5 separate regions of the Mus musculus genome follow, and all the other regions are linked to region 2. A link is a loop called in an ENCODE intact Hi-C map of the cell type or tissue named here. Cell type or tissue: left cerebral cortex. All regions are shown on one strand. Each heading gives the region's core, and the rest is flanking DNA. Links, peaks and the distances in the headings are about the cores only. Region 1 overlaps Gm30771 (a long non-coding RNA gene). Region 2 holds the start of Gm30912 (a long non-coding RNA gene). Region 3 holds the start of Gm30684 (a long non-coding RNA gene). Region 4 overlaps Gm30771 (a long non-coding RNA gene). Region 5 has its middle 47 kb from the start of Gm30483.

Region 1 (6,309 bases), core at 806-5,805, 68 kb before region 2:
ATGTTGCCATTCCTTCTACACTCTGCCCAACAGTTATCTAGCAACAGCCAGGTAGGCCTGGCTTGCTATAAAAGGGGCTATTTGGCCTCTCTCTTACCCTCTTACTCTGACTCTCTGTTCCCTTTTCCTCTCCCTGAACCCTTTTTCCCTCTTTCCCCTTTCCCTCCCCCCTCTCTCTCCACGCGTTCCTGGCCAGCCTCTTCTCTCTCTCTCTCTCTCTCTCTCTCTCTCTCTCTCTCTCTCTCTCTCTCTCTCTCTCTCTTTCTCTCTCTTCTCCCTCTCCCCCTCCCCTCCCCCCTCCCCCTCCTTTCTCTGCCTCTATTCCCTTCTCAACTCCCCTTCCCATGCCCTTAAATAAAATCTATTCTATACTAGACCCGTCATATAACTGCTACCTGGGGGGGCGGGGGGGAGCCCAGAATTTCTCAGTGATGGGCTGGAATAAACCCCTCTCCTCCCTAAGCTGTTTTTGGTCCCGGTGTTTATCACACCAGAAGGAAGCAGAGACAGCGAGGAGCTGAAAACAGGAAGCCTTTTCTCCATTTCAAACTCAACCAAGCCCAGCCTGGGGGTAATCCTGTAATCCCAGCACCATGGAGGCAGAAGAAAGAGTCTGAGACCAACCAGGGTTGTTACATAACGAGAAAGTCTCAAAACCCAAACTCTATGAGTGGCGTTTGTGTCCCTGTGACTCAGTACCTGGCAGCAACCACCAATGGGAGTGTACTTGGTTCTTTTCTGTTGCTGTGATCAAATGTCCCAACAAAACTAACTCAGGAGAAAGCATTCATATTATGTTGTGGTTTTGTTTTTTTTTTTTTAAAGGATATGTTTTATAGAGGCTTCAGTGTCAGTATTTTTACCTCTGTGTAGATGGGCTCTTCTGGACAGTCAGGGCCAGAACTACTAAAGCTAGGACATCTATTGAACAGGTCCAACCTGGGTTAGGAAGATCGTATGATCTACCCTCTCCTGATATGTTGGGGAATCCATCGTGCCTAGAGCAGCAAAGACCTCATCAGAAGCCACCAGATGCAACCCAGTGTGGACTTCTCAATCATAGAAACTATGAGTCATGAAATCCCTTTTCTGAAAAAGTCTCAAGAATTGGGTTACAGAAACAGAAAGTGGATTAGACACCCGTCTATTTGTGTCTCTCTGAAAGAACTAACTGTACTTTTCCCCCTCTGTGGTCCAGAACGTTAGTAAGGCTGATAACAGAGTACGAATACAGAAATAAAGGAGTAAATCTGTATTTAGCAAGGAAAAATATAGTACCAAGAAGCCCAGTTACTCTTTCTCTCTGTCTCTCTGTCTCTGTCTCTGTCTCTCTCTCTCTCTCTCTCACACACACACACACACACACATCACTTACACGCATACATTATAGGTAGAGAAATCATGGAGGAACAAGGTGTTTGGTTTCAGACCCTGGAACAAGGGACTGAGATGCATATTTTAAGTACCAAGCAGACCTGGCCTCCAGGTTCTCCCAGCATCCCTCAGTCCCCACTTGGCACACCCTGCCCCCAACTTAGAACTTTCCAGCCCAAGGGTTCTTTCCTATATAATTCAGACACTTTGCACTTCAGTCTCTCCTCCCCCTCCTCCTCTTCTTCCTCCCCTTCCTCCTTCTCTTTCTTTTCTTTTCTTTCTCTTTGTGCAAGCCCTTTCTTTCTCTTCTCCCTTCCCACTTCTCCCCATGGTGACTCCCCTTGCCTCAATGCTTGGGACCAGTGAACTCTCCAAAAGTTCCCAATAAGTCCACCTTTAATATAGTCTAATCAGGCTTGAATTGGCTCATTCTGCCGTTGGAGAAATAACTTGTCACTGACTAGAGGCTGGGCTGAGAACCCATGAAGTCTATCTTCGCTGTCATCATTTTGATCTCCTTCATGTTCTTTCTCACTGCAAGTCCAGATGTTCCAGGATCATTCTAATTAGATGAACTTTGGCTTTCCGCCCATTTGTTTGTTTGTTTTTGTTTTTATTTTCAAGACACAGTCTCATTAGGCTGTCTTGAAACTCACTATATAGATACCAGACTGGCCTCAAACTCAGATATCTGCCTGCCTCTGCCTCCCAAACACTGGACTTTAGGCGTGCACCAGTGTACTTGGCTCATATGCACCCATTCTAAAAGCCAGTTGGTGTGGCCACAGAGAGAAGTCAGTGATGGGCTAGGCTTGAGAAGTGTGAGGTGAGAATAGAGTAAGACACAACAAGAGGAGCTACGGCTCCCTAGGCAAGGTGATGGATGGGACTGCTTTCACCAGGAGTTCGACCAGGTGTCTACTGAGGTAGGAGAGGCAGAAGCAGGCCTGGTGGTGCACATCTGTAATCCCTGCACTCAGGAGGCTGAGGCAGGAGGATCAGAGTTCCAGGCCATCCTGAACTAAAGAGAGAAAACTTGTGTGCCAAGAGGGAAAGAAGAAGGATGGAGAAAGAGGGGAGGGGAAAAGGCAGGGAGGGATGGAGGAGAAAGGGGTGGGAAAGGAGACCTCTTGGGGAGCCATGGGAACTGTCTACAGCCCAGCCAACCTGATGTCTAATCACGTACCAGTGTCCAAGGCTGTGTTCTGAGTCTCAGAATTGGGCTCAAACTGATTTTCTTCCCTCCAGACAGAGGGACCTGACCCCACTGTGGGAGGAGGGCGGGAACCTAGAGAGAAGACTGGCTTGCCTTTGAATTATGCACGGTGGAATGTCTTGGTGGCTTTGATGGTGTTTAATTAAATATTTGGCACATTTAATTAATTAAATATTTAAACGTTAAATACAGAATCGGATGTGACTTGGTGGACATTATGTCTCAATAGCCATTAGTCATTCAGCAGCCCTGGGAATGGATCTCTGCAGCCTGGGCCTCCCTCCTGGCTTGCAGAATGGCTCCTGGAGACACTTGTAACCACCCTAAATTAATCTCCCCTCCCTGGCTGGAATGCCCTGGCTCTGTCACTCCACAGCATCATCCCACAGCACTGAACAGCACACGTGGGGTGGAGGGAGGGGAGTCCTCCTGTTGTGTTTTCCCAGCACCTGCTCACAGAGTGGTGGAATAGGCCAGCAGCCCAAAACTGCACCTGCCCCAGGAGTGCACCTGCCACCTTCACTTTCCAAAACAGCATGGACGTTCCCTTCATAAGCATGGCAGCATGCTCCCTTCTGGCCACATCTTCCACCTTTATCCTGCCACATACCCAGAAGGTGTGACAGGCTTCTGGACAGCCATAAAAGGGGGAATCTGGAATCATGTTCCTCTAGTGATCCAGCAGGAGGGGCAGTGACCTGCAGCTTCTTTCTGCTGAGTGCCCTTGGGAGACCCTCTCAGGTTCCCATGTCCACCCATGTCCCAGAGCTAAAAGTGGGAAAGACACCTTCACACAGCCCGCCTTTTCCCCTTCCTCTGAAATGGTAGAGTCACATGCTACCTCGCTGGGATTTAGGGAGGTCTACCTAGCACATACTCAGTGGTGTACAGGGTGGGGAGACAAGGAAATGTCAGCAGACAGTATCCTTTCCAAAGGGTGGAAAGATATTTGTCCCCTCAAGCAAAGCCCAGTCTTCCAATTCTGGGTTCTGGGTCCCTTTCCTTTCCAGAAGTCTTGAGGCAGGGGTGGCGGGGGGGTGGGGGGTGGGAGGTGGCGCAGGTCACCTACAATGACACCTCCTTCTGGAAGCCCCCTGCATTTAGCATGGAAGGAGGAGGGTGAGTAGGCTGCCCTAGGCTGGAGGAACAGCTGACTGGCCACTAGCCTGCCCTGTGTAGCTGAGGTGCATCAGGGTGTGGGTGATACCCACTGCACGGGCATCAGAAGAGATTGTGTGGCATATTACTGAAGACAAATGGAACCCTGGGGTGGGAAAGGAGGGTGGCCAAACGGAAAGCTCAGAAGTGCCACCTGCTGGCTACTGAGAGAAAGACCTGGGATTGGTCCCCAAACCCTGTACCTAAGGGATGTTGGGGAGTCTCTCCCCACTCCTAGGCAGTGTGACTAGTCTTGGCAAAGAAGACAGCCAGATACTTTGAGGTTTCCAGAATTTTCTTTGAAAAGAGTCAGGGAAGGTGAAAAAAAAAAGGTTATAAAACTCATAGCCCATTTAAAATAAAGTGTAGCTTTTACACCGGAATAAACAAGGATTAAAAGAACACTATAATAGTGAAACAACACAGGTACAGTTGCACACACACACACACACACACACACACACACACACACACACACACACACACACACACACACACACAGAGCACAGCACAAGTACAGCATCGGCTTCTTCTGGTCCTCTTCCTTTGCACAACCCTATTTGGGGACCAAAAGCTCGGGGCAAGAGATCTTCATGCTCCTGATCGGAGGAGAAAACCAAGGTCCAGAACAGGCACAGAGCAAACACGCGGTGCCCTGCAGTGATCTTCCAGGACGGTTCCTCTGCACACCTCCCGGCCACCCAGCCTCACTTCCCTGCCCTTTATAAATATGCATGAAGCCTGAGAGACAGGGGCAGCCTCTCTCCCCCTACTCCCTTTTATTTTTGAGGGAAATTAAGCACAATGACAAACTTAGTTATTCATGCAACCCATGAGCCTGTTATCCTGATTATGCAGGACACAAACTGTGAGTATCTGAGTGCCTGCGCACTCATCAAAGGCTCCATCGGGCTGCACGCGCCCCGGCCCTGTCCTCCTGGCCGCCGCCTTTGTACTCACTCCTCGGCCAGAGAGGCTGGCCACCTCCCTCTGACTGTGCGCTCCAAACGCAGGGACCCCTCCAAGCTCTATTTTAAAGGATTAATTAACCTTGTGAGATTGGCGGGGGGGGGGGGGGGGGATAACTCCACCTGGCTATCTGTGCATGAAAGCATCCGCTCACCAGAGTATTTTAAGCCCACGGTGAGGACCATATGGTATTTCAAAGAACAGAAGTTGAAAGTACGGTACATATTTATTCCTTCCACAGAGTGCATGAAAGGGTTTAAGTATTTTATTAAAGCCTATATGTGCAGGCATGTGTGCGCACGTCTGTGTGTGTGTGTGTGTGTGTGTGTGTGTGTGTGTGCATGTGTGTGCGTGTGTGAAGCGAGCGGAAATCTACTTGACGCATGGAAAAAAATAAATTACACAGATTTATTTTCATCTTTCTGCCAAGCCACCCCATAGCAACAGTGAAAACTTGGTCTATGTAAACTCGAGAAAACAAGAAATATTTTATCAAGTCGACTTAACTCATAGGGCTACTGCCAATTTTCCCTTTTTCACTTTTTTTTTTTTTTTTTTAACACCAGCAGTCCCATGGAGTCCTTGAGCCAGGCTGAGGGAAAGCAGTGCAAGTTCAGGGCTACGACTTCAACCTGAGACCAAAAGGAGGACTACTTAGGGAAAGTGCTCAGAACACCACCTCCGAACACAAGAAGTCCCGGATTTCTACCCGGCAAAACCCTACCTCTGGAATGTTAGAAGGTCTGTGCATTTGATCCCAGTACCTTCTGTACCTAAAGCTCCATTTTAGGTCCTAGTCCATAAGGAAGCACTTTAATCAGGAAGCAAGTGCTTCCGGGTCACCGCCATCCCTAAGGGGTCACTATGACAACTTCTGGCCAATCCGAGTTCTGCATTGCCCTGGCCTCCAGGGACCTGGTGCCAGATTGGTCAAAAGACCCAAAGATCCTTGAATCTTTGGGGGAAAGAGGCTCTCTGGTAAGGAAGACTTCTCAAGCCAGGAATGTACAGCTCTTTGCTAGCCTAGCTGTGGGTAAAAAGCAGATACATTGAGGTTGGAGAGAGGGCTGAGTCAGGTATTTAGTGGACTTGTGTTTGGTTCCCAACAACCAATGGCAGTTTAAACCATCTATAAATAACTCCAGTTCCCAGGACCTGTCGCTCTCTTCTGGCCTCTGTGGGCACCAGGCACAAGTAGGGGGTGCAGCTGAAACATACACACATATAAAATAAAAATAAATTAATATAAAAACAAATTAATACTTAAAAAAAATCAACAGTATCCATTACTTTTGCATCACCTATGACTAAATACAGGAACGACTTAAGGAGAAAAAGTTTGGTCGGCTCACAGCTTCACAGCTCATCACGGCTGACTTCCTGGCAGTGGCGTGTGAGGTCAGCAGCTGCTCGCATCGCCGTGGGCCAGGATGCAGAAGGAGCTGGAATAGAATTAGGTGCCTGGAGTGTCCATCAGAGCCCCATCACTAGTAGCTCTACTTCTATCATGTAGACCCTCGACTCTTAAAATATTCCCACCAGCTGGGGACCAAGTATTCAAAACATGAGTTGGTGGACGGCAGTTCCAATTC
Region 2 (6,309 bases), core at 491-5,490:
AAATAGAGACAGATAGACAGACAGTCACAAAAGGAGAAAAAGAGAGAGAGAGAGACAGAGAGTCAGAGAGACAGATACACATACACATACACACAGAGAGAGACAGACAGAGAGAGAGAGAGACAGGCACACACACACACACACACACACATACACAGATAGACAGACAGAGAGACATACACACATACACACAAAGAGATAGAGACAGACACAGAGAAAGAGAAAGAGAGAGGGAGAGAGAGGGAGAAGGAAAGGGAAGGAGGGATCGATCTAGTTTTGTTTTTCTCCTTGTAATTACCCAGTTTCCCCCAGGACCTTGTGGCAGAAGTTGTCTTTTCCCAGTGCATTTTAGTCCTTTTGTCAAAAATCAGTTGGCTGCAACCATGTGGTTTCGTTTCTAGGGCCTCTGTTCTCTTCTATTGGTCGGTGGGCAGGCACAGTCTTTGCTACAGTGGCTCTGTAGTCTAGTTTGAGGTCAGGCATTGTGATGCCTCCAGCACGATGAAGTTGGATCTGAATGCCCACGGGCTCTACAATGATCATTACGTAGTCTGTCGGGCCTTGTGTGCTCCCTGTAGATCCTGCAAGCTCTGGCCATTGCCTCTCATCTCTGAGCCTCTGTGCCAGCTATTGCGTGCATCTAAGGTTTCCTGGCTTGCTACCTCGTAGGGCTCTTGGGGGTCCCTAGTGTTACAGTGCTTGAGTAAGTATCCCGAAACCTGTCAAGTGCTATTTACAGGGTGGCACTATGCATGTGTGTGGGGTGATACTATTCCCAATCCCAGGCTAGAGGGGACCTTTAGGGACCAAAGCTCTGATCTCCCCACCTTCTCCTTAGTGTTCTCAAACACCAGGCAGATAGGAGAGGGGCGGCATTTTCAGATGCAAATGTCTCTCTCAATGGAGAAAGCCTTAAAGCCAACAGATGAAGTATAGAAAGAATGTGACAATTTCTTTAAGAATCTTCATTCTCTGGGTTATAACATTACTCGGGAGTGTATGTGTGTGTTGTGTGTTTTTTTAATCTTGCTATCATGAGCAGCAGGTAGCAAAATGTTGATCTTTAATGTGTTAGTAAAACAGCATACATTTGAATATTGGCTTTTTCTGCCATCTGTACCAGTTGACACTGTTTTTCATACCAGCTTATTACATTTCTTGTACAAACATACTTTTGGGTGTCTGTTGATTTATGCTATAGTTGCTCTGGGATTTGTGTTAAAATAGCATTTTAAAACTTATAAAATATTGCTATTTTTTCCCCCTGTTTGATTCGTTGTCATTTGAAAAAGCTCTGGAGTGGCACAAATTTCCCAAGGATGCAGTTGTCAGTTCTGGTGCTCTTGAGGGGGTAGAAGACTGGGATGGGCTGACCCAGAATGTTCTAGAAGGCCCAGCCATGCATCTCCAGGGTGCTGAACTGAGGTCCCCTTGGGGCACACTGCAGGCTCACGAGGGTTATGTTTAATCCTCCAAATGTTAGCAATAAAGATGAGATGCTGTAGGGTCATAGAGATGGCCGAGAGGTTAGGAGAGCGCACTGCTCTCCCGGGGGCCTGAGTTCGGATCTCAGCACTCATGTCTGGCAGCTTGTGACCTCCTGTAACTCTAGCTCCAAAGGGATCCTGTACCTCTGGCTCCTCACACACACACACAGAGACCCATCACATATACACAATTTAAAAAGAAAAATTAGAAGATAGTGTGTCTTAATAAAGCCTTTTTCACTAGGCAAGTGTTCTTCTGCTGAGCTCTAGGTCCCTTTTAAAAACATTTTATTTTTTTTGACAGGCTCTCATCAAGTTGCCCTGGTTGGCCTTGAACTTACATTGTAGCCCAGAATGACCTTGGATCTATGACCCTCCTGCTTCAGCCTCCCAGGAGTGGAGATTATAGGTCTGTACCACTGTGCCCCAGAGTAGTCCTACCCTACTTCTGAAATAGTTCTCTTTAACAAACTCATCAGCTCATCTCCCTAAGATGGCTTGGTATGAGGGTAGCGCTCTCATCTCCAGGCACCACAAATCCGGGGCTCCCTCATACAGAGCTTAGGGGGAACATCCTGGCATTCTGCAGTGTGGGGCTGGGGCTGGGGCTGTGTTACGGTGTCTGAAATAGGATTCCTCAGAGCCCTGGGGGAGGCGTCTCCCCAGTGGATGGTGTCTGCAGCAGGCTGGTGCCGAGGCGAGGCATTCTGACACTCTAAAAAAACCAGTGCAAACTGCCACAGATGGAGGAAGAGCTGAGATTCAAATTGCAGGCTGTTTTCTAACACGTTAAAGATTTGTGTTTTTACTCACTGCTGAGCACGGAAGCAAGATGAGTTTTCTTGTTGTAAAGACTTAGCAGGCAGCAGATTCCTCCCTCTAAGCAACATTGCCAGTGTGGGGCGGTGTACCCTTCTCCCCGTGTCTGATACAGCCCAGGTTGGAAACGCAGCCCCGCTCCTGCTCCCGGAACTCTGCCCACTCAGACCTTCTTTAACCCGTGTCCCCTTCTTGCTACCAGGCAAGTTCTGGTCCCTGTTGTTAAGACTCAGCCCAGTAATGATGCCAGGGCTGAGAAGTAAAAAGATTTGACATTCTAGCTCACTCGGGGATTCTCAGCCTTCCCAATGCTGCGACCCTTTAATACAGCTCCTCGTGTAGTGGCCCCCAGTGCCAACTGTAAAATTATATTCATTGTTACTTCATAACTGTAATTTTGCTATTGTTATGACTCGTAATGTAAATATCTGATATGTAAGATATCTGATATGTGACCCCTGGGAAAAGGTTGTTTGACCCCCCTGCCCCCAAAGGGTTGCAACCCCGACGTTGAGAACCACTGTGTAGTTTCTAAGCCTAACTCTTCACATGCTGTCTTGTCCCAGAGAGGGACTCCAGGTCCATTGTGCAGAAAAGGAGACTGAGGTAGCAAGTGGTAAAATAACCTGCTCGGGGCCGCACAGCAAGAAATGCGGTAGTATTCAAGAACTGAGCCTGCTCTGGTCTGCCCTGGCACTTATTCTCAGAGCACAAGATCCCCCCTCCCCCACCACCACCACCAAACACCTTGGCTCCCACGGGCTCTGTGTTTTCAAACTCAGCTTATGTTTCTTTGTCTTTCTTGAATCTCAGCCCGGGCCTAGGGAAATAGCAAGGGCTCTTTGGGTCTAAAATAAGGAGTGGGGCAGAGATTCTTTCAAAAAACAGAGAAGTGTGTGTGTGTGTTGGGGGGTCCTCACTATGTAGCCCACGGTGACCTCAAACTCATACTTTATCTGCCTCAGCCTCCTAAATCCTAGGATTATGAGTGTATGCTGTCATGTTCAGTTCATTACCTAATTTTAATTTTTACAAAATGAGGGTCCTGTTGGGAACCTGGATAGGAAGGTTTAAGTTGTACCCAAAGTAATAGGAAAGAGTAACAAACAGGACACAGCTCATATCTACCAGTGCTTGGTCTGCGAGAAGACTGTCCACAGGCCTGAGGACCAGGAAGAGGTGTTTGTTTCTTCTGATGCTTAGAATAGGCTACCTGGAATGAGGACTCTCTCAGGCTGGCACCAGGGTGGCTGTCTTCTAAAAAGATCCACAGGGCTGGGCGCCCTCTGCTGGACATTTCTGGCAATGCATGTAGAGGAACTCAGTGGTCAGTAGTAAGCAAGAGCCTATGAGAGGAAATGGGACTGAGAAAGGCTAGGGGAGGACACCTCCTCTCCTTGTTGGGAGTAAAGCCCCTGACGACTCCCACATTCCCTATGAGAGTAAGGTACCGTGTCTCACACCTCAAGCGAGGCCACGGAAAGGTTCTCTGAGAGGTGGTCTTCCACTCAGGGGAAATAGAACCAGGGAGAGACTTGTGACAGACATCACAGAATATAGTTACGAGAGTCCCGAGGCAGTGCTGTGAAGGGAGTACCCAGCAATCAGGGTGCTGGAGTGATGGATGAGCAGTTAAGAGCACTTGCTGTTCTTGGAGAGGATTAAGGCTTGGCTCACAACACCTACAGGGCAGTACACGACCACCTGGAACTCCAGTTGCAGGGGACCTGACGCCCTCTTCTGGCTTCCATGAACACTGCATGCATGCTGTGTGTATACTACCATAGGTGCGTGTGCGGGCACACACACACACACACACACATACACACACACACAAATAAGAATAAAGAGCGTCTATCTGTTGGCAGAGCCTATGGGAGTGGCCAGCCCCTCCATGCATTCTGCACATGGTTGTTATGTGCTGGACTTACAGTGTCCATCAGAACTATGAGCTGAAGGCTTGGCTCCAGGCAGTGGGGCTCAGAGGCTGGGCCTTCTGGAGTGCATGGATCAAGAGGACCTGACTACCTTCTGAGAATGAATCCTTTGGTAGATTCATAGCTGACTGGGTTTGGGGGGAGGAGCTTGTCGTAGAGCAAACTCACTGTCATCCTCTTGGCCAATTGTGAGCAGATCTTTCCCTCTTCTCGCTCCCATCATAATGCTCAGAAACAGAGCCAGCACCAAAGTCTCTGCGACATGAGCCAACAGCAAAGCTTTCATCGTCTCAGCAGATATTCTCAGGTGTTCTTGTGCAAAGCAGGACCTCTCCTCCCTGCTCTGACACAGCACTGGGTAAGTTTTACCTGGGGAGACACCAACAGAACAAACTGCTACCCCAGACGGGGCTCCAACAACAGACCAAGTATGATTCTGCCTACCTAGCTTGGGAACCAATGGATTTATTGGGTTAACTAGAGGAACATGCTGATTGAATTGCTTACAGGAGACTAGGCGAACCCCAAACCCCAAACCACCAAAAGACTTTTCCACCAATATGGATGATGAATTCCCCATAGCTACATAGACAGAAACTACTCCACTCTCAGGTAACTCTCCACACATTCTATACTCTAGCACCTTCTGAGACCCAGAAACCATAGATATCTGGGTCAGAACAGCACACAGATGAGTGGACAGCACAGGAGAGTAACTGGAATCTCAGGGGAGTGTCTAAGACCCTCACCACCCCCTCCTCCTGTCAGGGGACATCAACAGATCCCATTTTGAAGGTCTCTGGAGAGTAGCCACAACAATGCTGCTGTCAGTCCGCTGTGCACCTCAGAAATGGGTACACAGGCCATCTCTAAAGCTGCTAGGTTTTGTGTGTGGTCTCAGATACCAGAGACCTTGGGGGTACAAGTAGACCTTGGCAGTGTCCAAGGCTAGGATAGAAAGGGAAATCCACATGTATGCACAAGGGGACATCAGGATCTCGTGAGTCTGATGTGGCCTGAGTAAGGACCCCATGGGAGTATGCTCTAGGCTCTCACAGCACTACCCTGAAGGCTTCCTGGGACCCAAGACAGTCATACTCAGTGGTCCGTATAGTACAGATTTCCTGTTCTTGACTGAGCATCCCTGCATCCAGCAAGCTGCCTGCACAGCTAGGTTTCCTCAAATGCCTGGCAAATAGGCCTGGCCAACCAGACTCAGGGTCCCTAACCTCCATACCTCTCTTCCATCTTCCATGCAAGTAGGTGGATATGTCCCTGACTGTAGTCAGACCTCTACTGTAGAGAGGTGGAGGTGGGCTCGGGCCTGGCCTACCCCTCCCTCCTCCCACCACCCTGCCTTCCACACTGAACCCTTTTGTGTGAAGAAAACCCTAGCTATGTGTCAAGGTGGTGGTCCTCCTCCTCCTCCCCTTCATCCCCCTCCTCCTCTTCCTCCTTCCCCTCCTCCCCTCTTCTCCCCCTCCCCCTCTCCTCCCTCTCCCCCTCCCACTCCTCCTTCTCCCTTCAGCACAAACCTTCATTCACAGGGACCTGGGGCAGGTTTCCCAGACTCAGTGTTGTTGACCTCTGACCCTGTTGTTCATTAAGAGGCCACCCTGTGCATGGCAGAATGACCCAGCCAGAGACCTGAAACACTTGTCCTTCTGCTCTGAAAACCAAAGTGTCTCCAGGTCCTGCCAAGTAAGTGTCCCTCAGAGAAAAAAATTGTCACCTTGCCCCTACTTACCTAGGATTGCACAACTCAGACGCCTGTGGAGGCACCATGAGCAGACCTGGAATGTTAGAAAAGAGGCCCAGGAATGAGGTAGGAACAACCCCTGGCCAGGTAGAATGGTGCCTAGGGCCTGCACTGTCACCCCCTGGGGGCCCAAAACAAAGCAGACTGACTAGCTCTGACTGTTGAAAGGGCATTCGAGACAGGTGTTGGTGGTGTTGGTGGCAGGAGTACGGAGAGGTCCAGGCCAGCCTGGGCTATACAGACCATGCTCAAAACAAAATGAAGTTCATGCTTAGCACAGGGACGAGTGGGACACCTGTAATCCCAG
Region 3 (6,309 bases), core at 643-5,642, 80 kb before region 2:
CAGGCCCCCTTCTGAAGTATGTAGTGACAAGAGTCACCTCTGGAGCTAGCCACACTGTAGGAGCTCACCATAAGGTCTTAGTCGTGCTCAGTGAGCCTTGGAAACTGGGAATGAAGTCCTGGGTGGTTTCATTTAGAGCAAGAGAAAGGAGGAGGCACAGAGGATAAAGTGAAGGCTTTGTATCCCCCTCTGTGATAAGGAGACACAGAAGAAGCCGGAATGGAGTGAGGTCTAAAGGTAGCTGCCTGTCTGCCCCTCTGTATAATGCAGGAGGCCATGGGCAAAGCCTCTGAGTTGGGAGCACAGCAGCCAGTCTTTGCAGACTATCAGGAACCAGCCAGGAGAATACCAAGAGACTGGGGAGAGCAAAAACTGGAAGTGAGCATTCCTTAGGCTCCAACTTTAGAGGTCAGATCAGAGCCTCTGACCTTCAGACTTAGGGTCCCATTACAACCAGAGTCTGCCCCTACTATCCAAGACCCCATCCATCATAAGCATTCTTTCACTTCTTCTGGGTCCTGGATCTTGGGCTTCTAACCCCCAAGAGCAAAAGGAACCATATTTGGAGAAGAGAAGGTCCTGTCTCTGAGAACCCATTCCCTGCCTGAGTGTCAAAGAGCATCCTCAGGAACAGACCATGGCCTGTTTTGAAGGCAGCACTGATCTCAGTGGTCCCAGCCCCCTACATGTACCTGAGCTGTTTGATGAATGTGTCCCCAGGCTCGACTGCAGCTGTCCCCAGGGGACAGCTCTCAAGATAAATAAATAAAGCCTTCTCTGATGGTACATGCCGGTGTCCGGGCTGCAAGGCCTATTTTTAGAATGTAGGGCAATTTTCTCCCAGAATAGACAAGACAGCTAATCCAGGAGGGAGGCTGGAGAGAGATGAAGACGTCGAGTCTAGATATGAATTAGTTGTGAGTATATTATTTGAAGAAATGTTGAACAGCTAAGCAAATATTTGATACCTTTGAATTGGAGCCGGCGTTTCCACAGGCTGAGAGCACTAGCACTACTGAGACATCCCACTTTGTCCAGGTTGTACCTGGCTGTCACACCCTGCTCTGCAGCCCTCCTGCTGCTGCATGCTGAGAAGCCATGGACACTGTGTGAAGCCACCTGCTCAGCATGTCTCTGGGACAGTGGCTGCTTGCAGGCTTTCAGGACTCTCTCTCTCTCTCTCTCTCTCTCTCACCCCCTCCCTCCCTCCCTCCCTCGCCTCCTCCATCCTCAGATCCTCAGGGCCTTGGATGCTGGGACCGCAGGCTGTGCCATCACATCTGACAACTTTCCTTTTTGGAGAGGTATTTACTACCCTTCAATTTACCATATCTTTTTTTAAATTTTGTATTACTATATTTATTCTTTGTGTGTCAGAAAAGGAAGTCCTTTCTCTCCTTGCATCACGTGGGTCCTGGGGATCAGACTCAGGTCGTCAGACTTGGAGGCAAGTACTGTTACCACCTGACTCCTCCTACCATGTCTTATTAGAGGGGGTGAGGTGGCTGTCCCTGTAGGGCCTCATTGAAAAGGGTCAGAGAAAATGATCTGTTCTATATTTGGACCTTTTAGTCTGTGACCCTGGAGAGAGGGTTTGGAGACAGAAAAACAAGTCTGATCTGTAAGACAGGAGGTAGAGTCTCCAGGTTTGGACACAGCTTCGAGAGCTTGCAGAGTGGTGGGGAATCGACTTACAGTTGGAAGAAAGGCCTAGGAGTCCCAGGACAGCCAGTAGATCTATCTTGGGAGTGGTAGACTCGTGTTAGTTACCCAAGCTTGGGGGTGGAAGCCAGCATTGGTATCCCCAGTTCACAGATGCAGAAGTGAAGAATCCAAAACATGATCAGTTCTCGAACTCATTTGTCTGTGAGTGTGTGTGTGTGTGTGTGTGTGTGTGTGTGTGTGTGTGTGTGTGTGTGTGTTTCATCCTGTGCCTTGCACATGCCTGGCATCTGCAGTCTATCCTAGTGTGCTGGCTGGTTTTATGTCAACTTGACGTAAGCTAAAGTTAAAAGGAGGGAATCTCAGTTGAGAAAATGCTTCCGTTAACAAACATTCTTCTGTAGGGCATTTTCTTAAGTAGTGATTGATGGGGGATGTCCAGCCAACTTTGGGTGGTGCCATCCTTGGGTCATTGGGGCTGGATTCTGTAAGAAAGCAGGTTGAACAAGCCACGATGAGCAAGCCAGTAAGCAGCACCCCTCCATGGCCGGCTGCATCAGTTTCTATCTCTAGGCTCCTGTCCTGTTTGAGTTCCTGCCCTGACTTCTTTCAGTGATAGACTTCGATGTGGAGGTGTGAGCCAAATAAACCCTTTCCTCTCCAATTTGCCTTTGGTCATGGTTTTCATCATAGCAATAGTGACCCTAACTTAAGACACTCAGGAACAGTTAGTGTGCGCTCTGACCACGTACTACATCTTCACTTGAATTCACCAGTTAATCATTACAAAGGCTCCCCAAGGCATGCACATCTAACCGCTCTAACTTACAGAAGAATGAAAAAGAGTTCACAGAGGTGATCCTACTCAGCTGGGTCATACCAAGCCTGCCTCCCAGCTCTCTGCGCCGCCACTGATACACACGGCCTCCTCGGAGATGCTGGCTTTCTCACTCTGCTGGGAGAATCCCGAGCAGGACGAGAGGTGGCAGCGTGGACACTGTTGGCTATGTGGCGTGGTTTAAGGATGAGCAGGGATCTGCAAGCCCTGTGAGCCCTGTAAACCCTACAAACCCTGGCGCCGCAGCTGCCGAAGCGCAGCCACCAGATGGCAGCAGATGCCTTGTGATCCCGTGACCGTAAGGGAGCGCTGCCCCGGCCAGCGGAGCCCACCCGCGGTGCACCTCCGGGAGCTGGGCGCCTTGGCCCGCCGGTGTGCTACCCGAGAGCCCTCCCCGCTGTCCCACCCCGCCCGCCCTTGGCGGGCCGCCGCCTGCTGTTCGCGGCGCGAGCGCGCTGATTGGCTTGGTCTGTAGCTAGGGAGCCGAGCAATCAGCCCCTGCGGGGACCCAGCGTGGGCGAGCCCCGGGCCGCCAGAGTGACTGGATTGTCCTACCCAGGCGGATTAGAACGTTCTCTCCCTCCTTACCATTTCACGCACTTCAACCCCGAGGCGTCACCCGGTTCGACTTCCGACGGGTGGCACAGGGCCGACCAGAGCCCCCTGCGATCTGCCCGTTTTTAACGCCCAGCTAGGCCCCACTGAATGCCATCACAGTTAAAGCAGGCTACATCTAGCCCGGAGCGCTGTAAATGATGAAGGGGACCAAATGCCTGTAAATCCCAGGGCTCTTTCTGAGCTCAGCGTGGGTACTGGGCGAGGGGTGGGGGGGATGAGGAGTCTGAGAAGAGTATCTAGACCGGGCTCACTATGAGCCCCTGGAGATCAAACCATACAAGTATATCAGTACAGGGCCAGAATCCTCTGCCCCTGAAGACCCAACGGAGAGTCATGTGTGCCTTGAACTCCATTCCACAGAGAGGGAAACTGAAGCCAGGTGGAACTGAAACCATGCAGGTCAGAGAAGGCAGGGGTCGGAGGGGGCTGCGGGGCGGGGGGGGGGGAGGGGGGAGGGGGGAGGGGAAGAGTTGGACTTGAACCTCTTAGTCAGTGACCTTAGAGAGTTGTCACAGTTAGAGCCTTTAAGAGGCTAAAAAATAAAGAGCCCCACCCTGACCATTACACACCTTACACTAATAAGACCTGGGGGGGGGGGGGCGGGAAACCCACCTAGTCAAGATGACATGTGTGCCCAACCCCCAGAGAGGGAGCCTGAGCTACACTGTCAGCTGCACTAGTCGCCACTGGCTACTAGGCTTGGCTGACCCAGCCTAGGCCACGGATTGGGTCACAAGTTAGGGCTTCTCTGGTCATAATTGAGGGGGTATTTTACAAATTTTGCAGTATTGTGTGTGCATATTACAAGTATTCTGAGGTCCTTAGAAAAGGAAGGAATAATTGAAATAAAACAAAATATCAGGGTTTGGGAGATGGCTCAGCGGTTAAGAGCACTGACTGCACTTCTGAAGGTCCTGAGTTCAAATCTCAGCAACCACATGGTGGCTCTCAACCATCCGAAATGAGATCAAGTGCCCTTTTCTGGGGTGTCTGAAGACAGCTACAGTGTACTTACATATAATAAATAAATAAATAAATCTTTAAAAAAGTATATCAGCCCTGAATATATGTGAAGTCACCCCTGGATTCAACGGATTGAAAATATTCACCCTTAAACTGCCTCATACAGACTCTCTTATCCTTGTTCCCTAAGCAATGCATTAAGCAGCTATTTACATTGCACTAGGACTCAGCAGTCACTTAGAGGGGCTTAAAGAACATGGGTGTGTGCACAAAGGCTGTATACAAACCGCAAACCGTCATGTGCACGGGTTGGGAGGATTTGTAGAAGGAACCAACTCCCTACAGCTATCAAGGGCCTACTGCATAATGCAGAGAAATAAAAAAAAAAACTGCAAAATATTTTTCTCCTTTCCTTTTTGATGCTGACTTAATAACCCAGGGTTTGTGCATGCTGTCACTGCCAGCCACTGAGCCAAGCCCCCAGCCCCTCACTGAGGGATTCTAGACAAGTCTCTAGATCAAGAAGGTAGAATTTGGGGAGACACTGTTGGGACCATGCTGGCTCTGGTGCTGTTCTCTCTGTCTGATCCCCCACCCCTCTGGGTCTCTCTGCATCTCTGTGAGGCAGAGATGTTTGTAGACACCGCAAGACCGACCGCTGTGGCAGTAAGGAGAGAAAGCCTGACAAGCTGTGCATGGTTTCAAGATTTACCACGTTTCAAAATTGGACACGTTAATTAGGGCCTTGTCCCAGGACAACACTGCCTTTATCATATCTTCTATCTGAATATGTGTGTGTGTGTGTGTGTGTGTGTGTGTGTGTGTGTGTGTGTGTGTGTGTGTGTGTGCAGGTGCCAGCAAAGTCCAAAAACCAACAGAGTCCATGGAGCTGGAGTGATAGGCAGTTGTGAGCTGCCATGTCATGCTGGGAGTCAGTCATACCTATGTCCTCCACAAGACCAGCAAGTGCTGCTAACAGCTAAGACATCTCTCCGGTACCCCCGCCCCCCACATAAGTCTATTTCTCCGCTACTCCACAATAGCAAATTAGCATGGATTCAGTGCTTAGAGCGATGTCAGGTCTGCAGTCAGAATTCTGGGTGAGGTGTGAATCTGCTGGGTCATTTACTGAGCGTTTTAGAAGGCTGAAGTCAAGGTCTTCGCTTCTATCTGAAGGTGCTGGTGAAAGTGGTGGGGAAGGGGGACTTTGCCTCCACTTCATTCATATGCTCATAGGACTAAAGCCGTGTGTGTGTGTGTGTGTGTGTGTGTGTGTGTGTGTGTGTGTGTGTGTGTAAAACACAGTTCTATGTCTGTGAGCTCTCCATGGTCTTTACCTTTATAGAACATCTTTCTGATCCTTAGGCATTGTTACCTGTAGCTCAGTGCATGAGAGACACATTCAAAAAACAAAACAAAACAAAACAAAAAAAAATACCCTCACCTCCTCTCCCCTCTTCTACTCCTCCACTTTGCCCTCCTTGGCTTCCTCTTCCTCCCCCTCTTCCTCTTTTCCCTTCTTCTTCTCATAACTTAGGGTCTTGTCTTGTTACCACCTCATCCTCCTGAAGTTTGGGGTTACGGACACCCACCGCTATCCCCGGCTTGATTCACGTTCTTATAAACAGTTTATAAGCATCTTTTTTTTTCATATTTTCCCAACATTGTCAAAATGCTTAGTTGTCATCAGTGTAATATATAAAATATAATATTGATTTAAATTTGCATTTCTCTGAGCATTAGAAAGATGAAATCATCTTCCATACAATCCTTGGATATTTTGTTTTCTTCTTATTCAAATTGCTCCTCCATAGTCTTTGTTGCTCTTCATAATCGTGATTATCTTAGGTATGGTTTTATTGCTGTGAAGAGAGAGCATGAGGAAAACATTTCATTGGGACTGGCTTACAGTTCAGAGGTTTACTCCATTATCCTCCTGAAGGGGAGCATGGTGGTGGGCAGACAGATGTGGTGCTGGAGAAGGAGCTGACAGATCTACAACTGGATTGTCAGGCAGCTGGGAGAGCTAGCTGACTTGAGCTTCTGGGTCTTCAAAGGCCACGCCTTATTGACACACTTCCTCCAACAAGGCCACGCCTCCTAATACTCGGTCTCTATGTCCCAAGCATTTCGACATCTGAGTGTATGGGGTCATTCCTATTCAAACCCCCACAGGGATCTTACTCTGTGTCAATTCTTTGTAGAGTTCTTTTACCATGCAGTGTGTG
Region 4 (6,309 bases), core at 690-5,689, 55 kb before region 2:
TTATCTGAAATGCTTCGGGCCAGAAATGTTTCTGATTTTTTTTTAATGTGGACCTGTGCTGGGTGGAGATTAGCCAGCTACTAATTTGATGTAGCAACCTTTGATTCTATGAGAGAATTGAGTGCATGATAGATAGATAGATAGATAGATAGATAGATAGATAGATAGATAGATAGATAGATGAGTCTGTCAGTTCATCAGTAAAGGGCTTGCCTTGCAAGAGTGAAGACCTAAGTTTGCACTTCAGAACCCACATTTTAAAATAAATAAGTAAGCAGTAGCCAGACACAGGGGTCCAAGTTTGCACACACTGTTTCAGAGCTGAGATAGGATTTCTAGAGCTTGCTGGCAGCCACACTAGCCTACTTGGCAACTTCTAGGCAAGTGAGTCACTCTGTCCTGAGGAACACCACAGGAAATAGTCCTCTGAAACACACACACACACACACACACACACACACACACACACCTGCACACAAAAGTGAACAAACACACCTCCATCTGCATATTCAGTTGCATATAAACACATCTACATCTGCACAGGAGCATACACACAAACCAGTACTTGCATACACAGCTACATAAACACACACACACACACCTGCATGGGAACACGCAGGTGTATACATACCATACACACCATCCCATAGAAAATTTCCATAGAAAATTCCAAATTATGTTTTTCCCTAGACAATAGAGCATAATATATAATATATATTATGGCATTAAGTATGATACTCTAGAGACACAGAGCGCTATATACAGGTTATAAGCAGATACTACATTATCCTCTGTAAAGGTTTAGTATCCTCAGTTTTGATAATTTTGGTGGTCTTGGAACCAAGAGGGAGAGCCAAAGACACCTTTGTCTTTTTTCCTGTCTTTCTTTTAATGAAGAGGTTTGGATTTCTCCCTACAGATAATTAATGCAATCATTTAGAAATGTTAGCTAGACTTGAGGAAAGACAAACAGGATGGCAGATCTTCTAAAAATCCAAACAGATACAGTGTGAGGCTCTTTTGGAGTCACAGACATGAGTGTAGCAGACAATGAAGGGAGGGGAGATCCTTTCTTTTCCCCCTCAAGACAAGAATTCTCAGTGTAGCCCTGGATGTCCTGGAACAAGCTCTGTAGACCAGGCTGGCCTTGAATTTAGAGATCTGGCCACCTCTGTTTCCCGAATGCTCCCTGGTTAGGAAGGGAGATTACAAGGCATTTAAATTTCAGTCATCAAGACTAATTGTCTTTGTCTGAGGCCTAACCTCCTGAGAAGGTGGATTGCAGTGCTAAGCACTGCAGAAATGGGGTGTGACACAAAGTTCAGAGAAAAAAGGGGCTCACTCCATATATGTTGGCTTAAAAGGGTTTGTGATACATCTAGGAGGAAGTCTGCTAGTGGTGAGGGATAAAGCACGATCTCGGAGTCTGCTTAGGGTTTACGGAAGCTGGGTTTGACTGTAAATATCAGCTATTTGGGACGCTGAGGCAGAAGGATCACAAATTCTAGGCCAGCCTGGGCCTAACAGAGGTACTTCAGGGCTAGCCTGGGTCTACGAAGAGACTTCAAGGCAGGCCTGGGCAAACTTGGTTTCTAAAAAGAAAAAGTAAAAATGGCAGCAGGCAGGCAGGCACGGTACTGAAGCAATTTTCCACTTGTGTCATCATGTAGGTGCTGAAATTCTTTGGACCCAGTGGGGTGGCGGTACGGTACAAGGACAGTTCGCTTCAGGGCTAGGTTCAATCCCTAGTATGAGAGAGAAAGAAGAGGGTGGGAAGTAACGGAGGAGAGAGATGGAAGAGAGGGAGAGAGGAAAAAGAGAAGGTGTAATGAGCTTCAATGGTATGACTGGTAAGGTATCAAAGACAAACAGGATGCCACAACAGGCCTGCACCGAACCAATCCAGAAGAAAGGGAGAAATAGCAGGAGGGCAAGGGAAGAGAATCCTGGAGAGCCCGTCTTTGCCCAAAACGCAGTGAAATGTGGGCGTCAATGTGTCCTTCTTAGTTCTACCTGGTTCAGCCTACACAGGGGCAGGACTAGGAACGTGGCGAAAGCAGGTCTGAAAGCTGTACAGCTTGGTGTGCCTGCGCATGCGCCGGACCCCAGCGCCACCGCCCAGCTCTCTTCAGCCCCGCCCACGCGACGCCCTGCCTAGAGCCTGCGCTCACACTTGGCCCCGCCCGTGACCGTCCAGTCCCGCCCCCCTCGCGGTGCGCGAGGAAGCCACGAGGAGGCCCAAAGTCCCGCCTACCCAGAGATCCACCTACGCTTTGGCTCTGTTACAGAGGCGCTTTGCGTTAGCTCGACGCCGCGCAGCCGCAGAGGACATGGGGCGGGGACAGGGGCGGGGTCGGATCGGAGGCGGAGGCTGGGTGGGCGGGCCCTGGAGTCACGTGTGTAAACACGCCGCACGTGGAGCTCAGCCTGAGCCAGAAGGGCGGGGCTGCGGGTTCCGAAGGAGGAGGCGGGTAAGGTGCGCGCGCGCGCGCGCATGGAGGTCTTGGGCGGCGCGGGACTGGGGCGGCCTGGTTCTGTCCCCAACTTCAGTTTCTTTATCCCGCTGCATTGGTGAGAGCTGTGACCAAGGCAGGCCCAGCCCTAGGGGACGAAACCCCCCTACATAATAACCCCACTACGTGCGCGCTCTCCCATTTCACAGATGAAGTAAAGAAACTTGCTCCAAGCCACGTGGCTGGAAAGTGGCGCCACCAAGATCTGCCCTGGACAGCAGGGCTCCTGGGCCTTGCTTTGTGGCTTGCGTGGCAAGAGGTTCTGGGCTCCGACTCCTACGTTCTGCCCTTGCCCTAAGGGCTACATTTGGTCTGGCTAACATGGCGAGGCCTATTGCTCCGTGCACAATGAGGTGACAGGGGTGCCTGCTCCCCCAGCTAGCAGTCTAGAGACGGGCGCAGGCCAAACCGTCGACCATGGTTTCCGTCTGGGTGTGGCTGGAACACTGCGGTGGGGTCCGGACACCTGAGCCTGCATCACTGCTCCTTACACAGCTCCTCCTCCATTTCTTTGCCCCTTTCTTCTCCCCGAGCCGCACAGAGCCCCTTTCAGAGGCGACGCCCAGTGCAGCGGGTTCCTACCCTTCTGCCCCAAAGGGCCTCCTTTCCTCTCCTCCTCGTCCTCCTCCTCTCCCATCTGTGCCGCGTGACCGGGGGGAGGCGCCGTACCGGGCGCAGTCCAGGCGTGGGGCCCAGCCAAGCTGTCATCCCGGACTGGCGGGCCCGAGGAGGCCTAAAAGGGGGGACCCGAGTGCTTGGGACTGGTAGGAAGCGTGCTCCAGGCAGAAAGGCTGAGCTGCCAGCAGTCCCGGAGAGGAATGCGCGCCCTCTTCAGGCTTAAGCGGCTAGGTCCTGCGGCCCTGAAAACCCATACCTGGGCCCCTCCCAATTTTGGGTTTGAGGGTTCAGGAGCTTGTTAATGGGACATTCCATTAATCTAAGGCTAAGGCTCCGAGGCAGCTCAATGTAGCTGTAGGCCCTGAAGCCAGGCTCAGTGTCTGACCTTGGGCAAATTGCTGAGCCTCCGTTTTGTTCAGTTTCTCCAGATTCATTTACCAACATTCCAGCCTCAATATGTCCCTCTGAGATGATGCTTTTGTTTTTAATCTCCCCATGCCCTCTAACTAGTGCCCTTGCACATTCAACCACGTGTGTTGTGCCCGTGCTTCCCAGAACAGCCATGGGGTTTTGGGCTCACTCCGTGTGGTTTGCTCCGTGGTGCACAAAGGCTTTCTGTAGAGAATTTGGAGTTTTGGCTAGGGAAGACCCTCCTTCGGACTGCCTCTTTACTCTGAGTGAAGTTGAGGAAAAGGTATATGGAAGCCAAAACACTGGGAGCCCTAGGACACAGCGGAAAGGAAGAATTAACAGAACCCTGCTGAGTTGTGCCCAACCCCGAGGCTATGGGGGTAGGCCTGCTTCTCCAAGCCAGTCACTGAAACTGCGTAATGGAGCTAGCAACTTCTGGGGAGTGGGTGACCATGGCTTCCCAGTTACAGCTAGAGTCCTGCTGTGAAATGCAGGATGCCGCTGTTCAGCAGCTCACCTCTGTTGTTGTTCAGGCCTTAACCAGGTTCTGTGCTATTTCTGTATCTGCTGCTTTTGCCAGACCACTGACAGCCGCCCCCTCCCTCCCTTCAACCCCCACCCCCCACCTCAACCCCCACCCCCACCCCCACCCCCTGCTTCTGTGGTGTCAGGTAGTTCCGATGATGAGTTCTGCCCCAGGGACTGATTCATGCCACATGCCTGTCCTGCCCTAGCTCCACATTCCTTGACCACTGTGATTAAGGACCATTCATTCAGCTTGATACTCTGAGAGGGAAGTTCTGGCCGGCAGGAATGTCAGCCTAAAAGATACTGGAAAATAGCAAGTGGAGAATGAAGTCAGCACAGAACCAAGCCAAGCTGGGCAAGATGGACGCCTCTGAACACCCAGATGGAGCCCTTCCTGAAACTAGATAGCATTGTGGCTTGGCTATGTCTCTGGATTCATAAACTTCTTACTTCTTCTGACCGTTGTTACTCTAATTTAATCTCCTCTGACTTTTTAGGGGACCCAAAACCTTAGCTACCACTTCTGAATGAAATGTGGGGCTTCAGGTCACGTGGCCCACCAGACTTGAGTCTCCCATGGTGTGTAGGGCTTTTGCCTGCTCTGACTTTTGGCCATCTCTTGACCCATGGTGACCTTGAGAGATGCTCTCTGGGCTTTTCTCCAGCTCTTAACTATAACCCTAGGGCTTAGAATCTCTGTCCTCAGCTAAGGAAAAGTGAACGATCCACTGGTCTCCCAAGGCTAGCTGGGACTTGGTGTTAGCCTCCTGCTCTTGTGCACTAGTGCACATGGCCCTTCCTTCTCCACTTCTGTTGGTCTCCTGACCCACTTACCCATTCTGCTCTCCCTTGAGCCCTCTCATAGATACCATGACCAACCTTGGGTAGTAGAGAACAGATGAGGTGTTTTCAACTCTTAACTTTCCCCCTCTAGATCCCAATTTCCACACAAAGGCTCAGACACTCTAGGCACTTGTACAAGCCCATCCAAAGGGCTACCCACAGCTGCTACCCACCAGCAAGCCAGAGGGTGGGAAGTGTGAACACACAGGAGGGGAGAGGATGCAGCGTGGGGATACAGACGGTGCGCCTCCCAAAATGTGCTGCTGCACATCTGCCCAGAGAAAAAGGGAGGCTCGGAATCGCCAGCTTTTTGTTATTTTTACTTTTTGGTGCGAGGGGCCATCTGTGCAGGTTTGAGTTTGTCTGGAGGCAACAGGGTTGCAGATGAAATTCAAATACAAGCTTACTTCGCAGGCTGTCATGCAGAGACTTTCTCCAGGAGCTGGGATGGCAGTGCTGGTATTTTGTTTTTAATAGCATCAGCACATGCCAGGGTCCAGCAGCTGTGCACGTGGGACCTTCCACCAGCCCAGCCTACCGCAGCCACAGTCCTTTCAGCAAAGGCTCAGAAGGCTGGGATCACCAGTCCAGTGGAGGGAACAGGGTGGCAATAGCAGAGATGGAGTGGGAACAATTCTGAAGCCCACAATAGCATCATGATCCTTCCCAACTATGCCCATGAATTTGCTGCTGAGGACTTGGACTCATCGGACCCCTATGGGTCTTGCTTCCCCCCTTCTTCTGTCCCTCTCTCCCATTGTGTGTGTGTGTGTGTGTGTGTGTGTGTGTGTGTGTGTGTGTGTGTGTGTATGTGTTACAAGGAATTGAACCAAGGACCTCCTACATACTAGGCAAGTGCAGTCTACGAGTTAGAATCACCTCCCTCTTTTCACTTTCTATTTTGAGACTCAAGCTACCGGGGCTGTCCCTGAACTTTGAATCTTCCTGCCATAGCCTCCTGAGGACCTGGGACTACAAGCTATGTCATCAGACTCAGCAGGGCCCTAATTTGATGGCTGCCTACTGCCTGGCACTTGTACCCCAACCCCATCCCCACCCTATGCTGATGAAGTTTATATTCACTTAAGAACAGTCACTTGTTACTAGACACTGGATAGATGCTTCCTTGAGGCCTCTCCCCTGCCCTGGATGGCCAGCCACATCCTCCTGGGGCTCCGCTCAGCAGGAAAAGAGAGAATCACAGGCAAGTTTAGAAAGTCTTCCATGAGCCTGGGGTGAGAGGGCAATGATAGGTAGCCAACTAAATTCAGTATAATAACAGCAAGGACCAAGGCGTGGTCTCTTTCCTCCTTCCCCCCTCCCACTCTCCTTCCTTTTGACTCCCCCCACCCCCGTTACCTCCCATCACTATCCTCTTCTGTCCCCCTTGTCCTCC
Region 5 (6,309 bases), core at 580-5,579, 770 kb before region 2:
CCAGAGCAAAGGTACCCAATTCTAACTAAATCAGTAGCATCCCGAGGAAAGAAATTTCTTCAGGAAACAAAAGGTTGAGCCCCAGGCGCAGAGGAAGCAGGAGGCAGATAGGATCCTCATGATGAGGAAGGAAAAGTTAAGTTGTCCAGAGCCCCTATCCTATCCAGGCTCACTTGCTCCTTTATTGAACATCAACAAACAGTGTTAGAGGCAGAAGGATGCAGGAGAGAGTGGACATACTCTGCAGTTTTGCTTCCGGGTCGGACTCCCCAGTCCCCCAGGCCTTGCCAGCAGAGACCCTGCTCTCCATAGTAATTATGGAGGACACCATTCCAGGGGGCATTTCCCTCCATTCCTGGCACTTACCAGTGTCAGTCTGTGCATAAATACAATTAGATTTGAGAGTTCTATTACAAAAGCCAATAAAGCGGGCCTCGGTAGAGATTCTAAAATTACTTAACTTTTCTTTAGAAAAAAAAATATTAAAACAGCATTATCACATCAGTGTGAAGGAAAGACACGGAGATAATAAAGTTATGTTAAACCTCCCTATATTTACTCATGTGTGAAACAGTTATGTCTGGTCACATAATTGCGATGGTTCTGAGGAATATTTCATATTTTATAATGAACATTAAAAGAGTTTGTGGATCATTACTTTATACGAGTTTCAAAGTTATTACATAAAACCCAATAGGGATGGTTATAAATTATCCGATCCTCCGGCCTGGCCTTGGTAAACATAACATGAATTCTGAGACACTGTGGCAGGCAAGATTCATGAGAAGAGGTTTAAAAAGGAGTCCCACCCTCCCTCGCATTTTAAAGGGGAAGAGAAGACCACAGTGCTTGTAGCTTGCTTTTAATATTGTTGTATCTGTTTGAACCCCCCCCCCACACACACACACAGAGAGAGAGAGAGAGAGAGAGAGAGAGACTCTCAGATACTGGCCTCCCTGGTTCATCTCTCATTACCCTATCTGAGGTCTCCTGGTCATTGTGGAATTCTTGAACTTTTGAAGCACAGATTTAAAATAATGTACTTAGTAAAGGAGACTCTGGCCAGCTTGAGTGTGGCAAACAAACATGGCTCTGGCTGGCTCACCTGTGGGTCCACAGCTGTTTATTTTTCAAAAGAAGGAGATCTTGTCTTTAAAACCTTAGACTGCATCTTTGCTGAAGCTAGAGAATTGAGAACATTTTCTGGATCGTCTCCTGCAAGTTAGTTAAACACCGAGACTGTTAGGATCAACATAGATGTCTGTCGTTTGCTTGGACATACTCGTACTATGTTTTGCTCAGGGGAGGGGGACTGCAGTGGTGGTGGTGGTGGTGGGGATCCTGCAATTCCCTCTGAAAGAATCCTCAGTTCCTACTTGGTGCATGAGGAAAATTTAAAGACCAGGAGAGAGGTAGCTTGGTGGATAAAGACAGAGGAGACCAGAGCCTCTGGTGATGTGATGGGCCTGCCCTGGAGATGTTGTAGCCTGGGCACCCTGACGAGACTCCCCAGGGAGATCTTTGCTCCCCTGGTTCTCAGAACCGCTTCCTCCCTCCGCCCAATCTACAAACAGAATGGCTCTGTGCACCCTGGAGAGTGGGAGAGGGGTCACTAGTTAGTTCTGCACCTAGGAACCTCCTGAACCTGTCAGCTCTGCATCTTGCCCTGGGCTCTGTCCCCTTCCCGTGGAGCAGCTGTTAGGGAGGTTTTCTCAGCAAACAGATGTCTGCTGGAGAATTGAAGGCTGGGAGTTGGAGGCCAGCTCCCGACTGTACTTTGAATTATGTCTGCCTTGATCATTACGCAGTCATTCACATATATTTTAGACATCAATATTGTCTAGAAATATTCTCCAGTCCTCAATGCTATTTATATGCTTCGATTCTTCTCTCTGCTTCTGCTCCGAGAGTATGCTCCATGCTCTCCCAGAGCCACCGACTGCTTTCATATCATTTTCATAAATATTTTTATTGGGAAGGGCTTGCCATTTTATTCTAAATTATTTCTCTCCACGCTAAGCAGAAGCCAGCACTCCTGGGGTGCCCAGGAACCTTCCTAACCTGTTTGGATGGGAGCTGAGCTGGTTCTATGTGGCTTTAAAGGAAAGAATATCTTATGGTGTCTCTTCCCAGACAGGGAAAATTTTGACACTAACAAAAGATAGGTTATAATGATGTCACTTTGGTAAAGCCATGGCAGACAGGACTCTTATTTATGTTAGAAACACTGCTTTGGCTTACATCTGATGTCTGCATACAGCGTAAGTCTTGGGAAGGAAAAAGAGCTCATGTGTAGTATGAGAGAAATAAGAAGTACAGGCATGAGGGTTGGAGAGATGGCTCAGTGTGTAGAGCATGTCTGCTTTTACAGAGGACCTGGGTGTGGTTCCTAGCACCCACACGGCAGTTCATAATGATCTGTAACTCCAGCAACAGGGGATTCTCTGCTCTCTTTCAGAGCCCCTGCATGTTGGAATGGAAAGGCACGCATGTGATACACACACAGACAGGCAAAACATCCAAACACACAAAATAATTTACAATCTTAAGTAGAACTACGTACAGGACTTGAGTGAGTATCAAAGACTGAGAATATTTTGGAGCAGAGAGCATCACCCCGAGATCGGGAAAACTGTCCTACCTCCTCGCTCCCTCGCCATGTACGGGCTGTGCCTAATCCAGGCTGCCAATAACCTGATCTGGCCCTGGCATGAGCTGCCTCCCTCCCCAGCAGTTCTCCAAGCAGCCTCTAGGTGGTGCTAATACTGCATAGCTCCAGCTTTTCGGCACAATGAAAACATTAATTTGCTATGAGATAATTTTTGACGTAAATGTAAAATGGTGCCCATTCGAACTCAGTAATGAAGCATGGTGCTTTCTGCGGCTCCTAATTTGACTAGTTAAATGACTCCATTACGTGTCTAACAGACAGAAGCAAATAATTTCTGGTCAGTTGATGTTCACTTATCCGTATCATTTTGCCCTGAAAATAAAAAGTCTCTAATCTACAATTCCTTTGTCTTGGTGGGTTTTTTTTTTGGGGGGGGGGTAAGATTATTAAGGCAAATATACTTAAATAATTCAGGTTAAAGTAGTACAGAGTAACAATTAAAACGCCAGCGTGTGTGCCTAATAGAGGCAGCACAAAACCGGAAACCATTTTCAAACTACCCTAACCTTTGCCCTGTCCCTTGGTCTGGGGTATTTAACAGAAGACTTGAGAGCTAAAAGAGAAAGAATCCATATTTCCAAACCCATTGTCCCCTGACAGCTAAAAACGGGCTGCTGCTGTCTCCTGTTCACTCTGCCACATAACTTTGAAGATTTTTGGACACATCTCAGTGTAGCAAAAATAAAAAGTAAAAATAAAATAATAATAATAAAATACTGCTTTAAAAAATATCAAGTGATGACTAATTTTGCCCAAAGGGGGGAAAATGGTTAATATTGAATCTTAATGTTCCTCATCTAAACGCTTTTTTCTTCCTGCTAAAAACAAGTTTCGAATTAAAGCATATCGGCTTACACATATTGCATGCATATTAGCGAGACACAGCTGTGTATGTCCCCCTCTTAAGAGCCATATGATTAAGTTATGAGATATCATATAATCCAAACTCTTTCTCTATTGGTCACCTTTTACAGACAAAAGCTTTTTCGTTTTTAGGTTTATTAAATGACAGAGCGTCCGACTCTGTAAGTGTTCCAGTCGTTATAATGGAGCACCTGTGACTTTGATTCCCTTCCCTCCCCCCCACTCCTCACTCACAAAGTCCATCTATAAATCGCTACCAAAATGGCCCAGGGGCTGACTGGGGCCAACCCTCCACGTCTGCAGCAGCTGCTGGTAGCTCCTTGACAAGGGTGGAGACCTCGGTGTGGACCTGGGTCTCAGAAATCTTAGTAAACGTCAGAATGACATGCCCCAGCCATGCCACCCCATAACTCCGAGGCAAGGGACAGTGGCCTCTCTTCATGAAGAACCAGTAGTTGAGAGAAAGGAGCTCTAAGGCTCCAAGGGAGCTCTTAGCTCTCGCTTCTCGTGTGTGGATCTGTGAGGCACCGTCTAGCAGAGTACAACATGGTAACTTGAAAATATGGTTTAAATGATCGTCACCCTGCGCCACTCCCCCCCCCCCAAAGTAACAGGCTCTCTGACCTAATTAAATCCACTTTAAAGAAACCAACTGGCGTGTGTGTGTGTGTGTGTGTGTGTGTGTGTGTGTGTGTGTGTGTGTGTGTTTTGTGTGGACAGCCTTTATTAAGCTTTTAAAATCGCAAATCCCTTTGTGCGTGCAAACTCCAGCAGTTTCCATGTTCGGGTGAGGGACACAGAACACAGACTATGTCTTTTGATGTGAAACAATGTCAAAAGGACTAATTATGAGTCATACTTTCTTGAAATTTTTGTTGGCTGATGTCGCCTCTGCAATTGGATCCCTGCATAAGGCCAGCAGCTCTTGCCGGAGGGGAGAACCTGGCACCTTCTGTTCCTGGGCCATCACCCTGGCCCTTTGCTGTTATGTAGGTCGAGAACGCCCGTGGGTTTCTAGGAAGGATCTCACTTTTAAACTTGGCATGGAAGTTACAGCTGGAGAGCAATGTCGTAGCGCAAAGATCTGTCTACACTGTGCGTGCTGAAAGAGGAAATGAGGTCAGGAGGGGCAGAAGAGAAGTGCATCTAAGGAAGGCTTCTTGGGACCTCAGGTCAGGCTCAAAAGCTGCTCCTGTAGCCCATGTTCTTCACAGGAATGCCTGCTGCTCCAAGTCTCTGAAGACAGTGGCTGGCAGCTTTTAGAGGGGCAGCCCTTTATCTGAGTCCAGGGAATGCAGGCCAGAGAGGAAGCAAATCCCACCTGAGGCTGAGCCCACAATGCTACCTGAAAGTGAGGGAGTCCCTGGATAGCAAAAACATAGAGTTAGACACAGGGGCAGGTCAGAGGCTGCACAGGAATGAAAGTGAAGGAAACTGTCCAGGTTAGAGCTGAGCTCAGATGAAAGGCTTCCCGAGCAGCTCGTGGGAAACGTTACAACTCCCTACGACCCATAATGGGAGCCAGATTCTTCTCCTGGTGGTTGTCAGGGAAGCCCCAGCACCTCCCACCTCCCCCGGAACAGCTGAGGGTCAGCACTCTTGGCCCTGGATTAACTGCTATGAACCTGTGAGGGGAAGGAAATGCCTGTTCCTGAACCAGGGACTTAGCAAAACGGTCCTAGAAACTGAGTTGTGGTGCTTTTATTTTATTTTATTTTTCCTTGTGCTAGCAACTGAACTCAAGAGTCTTGTGCACACTAAGCATGCTTTTCTAAAACCTAATGAAGTGCTCAGCCTGGTGGCACACAGCTATATCCCCAGCACTAGAGAAGCAGAGGCAGGAAGACTGAGAGGTGGAGGATAGCCTGGGCTGCTGTGTACTGAGAAGATGAGAAAGAGAGACAGACAGAGAGACAGAGAGACAGAGAGACAGAGACAGAGAGAGAGAGAGGCAGAGAGAGACAGTGGCAGAGACAGAGGCAGAGGCAGAGAAAGACACAGAGAGGGACAGAAAGATAGACACACACATGGGGGGGGACAGAGACAGACAGAGAGAAAAAAAGAGAAAGAAAGACAGAGACAGAAAGACAGACAGACAGACACACACAGAGAGAGAGACAGAGAGAGACAGAGACACATGCAGAGGCAGAGAGAGAGGCAGAGAAAGACACAGAGAGGGACAGAAAGATAGACACACACATTGGGGGGGGGGACAGAGACAGACAGAGAGGAAAAAAAGAGAAAGTAAGACAGAGACAGAAAGACAGACAGACACACACACACATACACACACACAGAGAGACAGAGAGAGACAGAGACACATGCAGAGGCAGAGACAGAGGCAGAGAAAGACACAGAGAGGGACAGAAAGATAGACACACACACGGGGCGGGGGGGGAGAGACAGAGACAGACAGAAAGAAAAAGAGAGAAAGAAAGACAGAGACAGAAGGACAGACAGACAGACACACACACACACACACAGAGAGAGAGAGAGGGAGAGAGAGAGAGAATAAAATCTGAAAGGCAGAGAGCCTGGTGTATTGGGATGGGTATGACAACTGCCAAAAACAAATAAATAAAACTACTTTATTTGCCTTCTTATGTCCACAAAGAGAAGATGTGAGCAGATGCTAGCGGCAGACAAGTGTTTCCAAAGGAGATCAGCGTCGCGGCAGAACAGGTGAGGGAGGAATCAGGCTACCTAAGGACTGATAACTCCGGAGCAAGTGGGAGCCATCTTCGACTCTGTGCAGGAGGAGGTGAGGTGACTGG

What was found. Hi-C counts contacts between places; a loop is a spot of excess contacts. Peaks named below come from ENCODE experiments on the same cell type or tissue, not always from the same donor. Only the 100,000 strongest peaks of a DNase experiment are listed, where the experiment ranks them.
Region 1: it touches region 2 in a loop (2.3-fold over the local background); 23 of 42 quality-filtered maps call a loop at or near these places.
Region 3: a loop joins it to region 2, with 7 times the contacts of the local background. A loop is called at or near these places in 27 of 42 quality-filtered maps.
Region 4: a loop joins it to region 2, with 4 times the contacts of the local background. A loop is called at or near these places in 3 of 42 quality-filtered maps.
Region 5: a loop joins it to region 2, with 5 times the contacts of the local background. A loop is called at or near these places in 21 of 42 quality-filtered maps.

What each region holds. Positions count from the first base shown.
Region 1 is chr7:38,070,146-38,076,454 of GRCm38, forward strand. It overlaps Gm30771 (a long non-coding RNA gene), which reads left to right. Exons shown (of 5, transcript XR_391291.4): 2 at 5,284-5,458. Among named protein-coding and RNA genes, the nearest start is that of Gm30684, 11 kb to the left of the region's middle. In left cerebral cortex, for the core only: a CTCF peak has its summit at 3,897 (motif pointing left); DNase peaks (open chromatin) are centred at 1,116, 3,892, 4,601 and 4,937.
Region 2 is chr7:38,138,324-38,144,632 of GRCm38, forward strand. It overlaps Gm30912 (a long non-coding RNA gene), which reads right to left and starts at 5,911. Exons shown (of 3, transcript XR_391294.2): 1 at 5,779-5,911; 2 at 4,412-4,612; 3 at 3,547-3,652. In left cerebral cortex, for the core only: a CTCF peak has its summit at 3,599 (motif pointing left); DNase peaks (open chromatin) are centred at 2,221, 3,594 and 3,939.
Region 3 is chr7:38,058,463-38,064,771 of GRCm38, forward strand. Gm30684 (a long non-coding RNA gene) reads right to left here and starts at 3,851. Exons shown (of 7, transcript XR_003946753.1): 1 at 3,731-3,851; 2 at 3,089-3,246. Gm30771 (a long non-coding RNA gene) reads left to right here and starts at 2,818. Exons shown (of 5, transcript XR_391291.4): 1 at 2,818-3,517. In left cerebral cortex, for the core only: a CTCF peak has its summit at 2,758 (motif pointing right); DNase peaks (open chromatin) are centred at 947 and 2,786; H3K4me3 peaks cover 996 bases; H3K27ac peaks cover 951 bases.
Region 4 is chr7:38,082,807-38,089,115 of GRCm38, forward strand. The region is part of intron 3 of Gm30771 (a long non-coding RNA gene); the gene reads left to right. Among named protein-coding and RNA genes, the nearest start is that of Ccne1, 22 kb to the right of the region's middle. In left cerebral cortex, for the core only: a CTCF peak has its summit at 3,362 (motif pointing left); DNase peaks (open chromatin) are centred at 2,226, 3,221 and 5,204; H3K4me3 peaks cover 1,637 bases; H3K27ac peaks cover 1,138 bases.
Region 5 is chr7:37,371,330-37,377,638 of GRCm38, forward strand. It overlaps a transcript of Zfp536 not described here. Among named protein-coding and RNA genes, the nearest start is that of Gm30483, 47 kb to the left of the region's middle. In left cerebral cortex, for the core only: a CTCF peak has its summit at 2,750 (motif pointing right); a DNase peak (open chromatin) is centred at 2,747.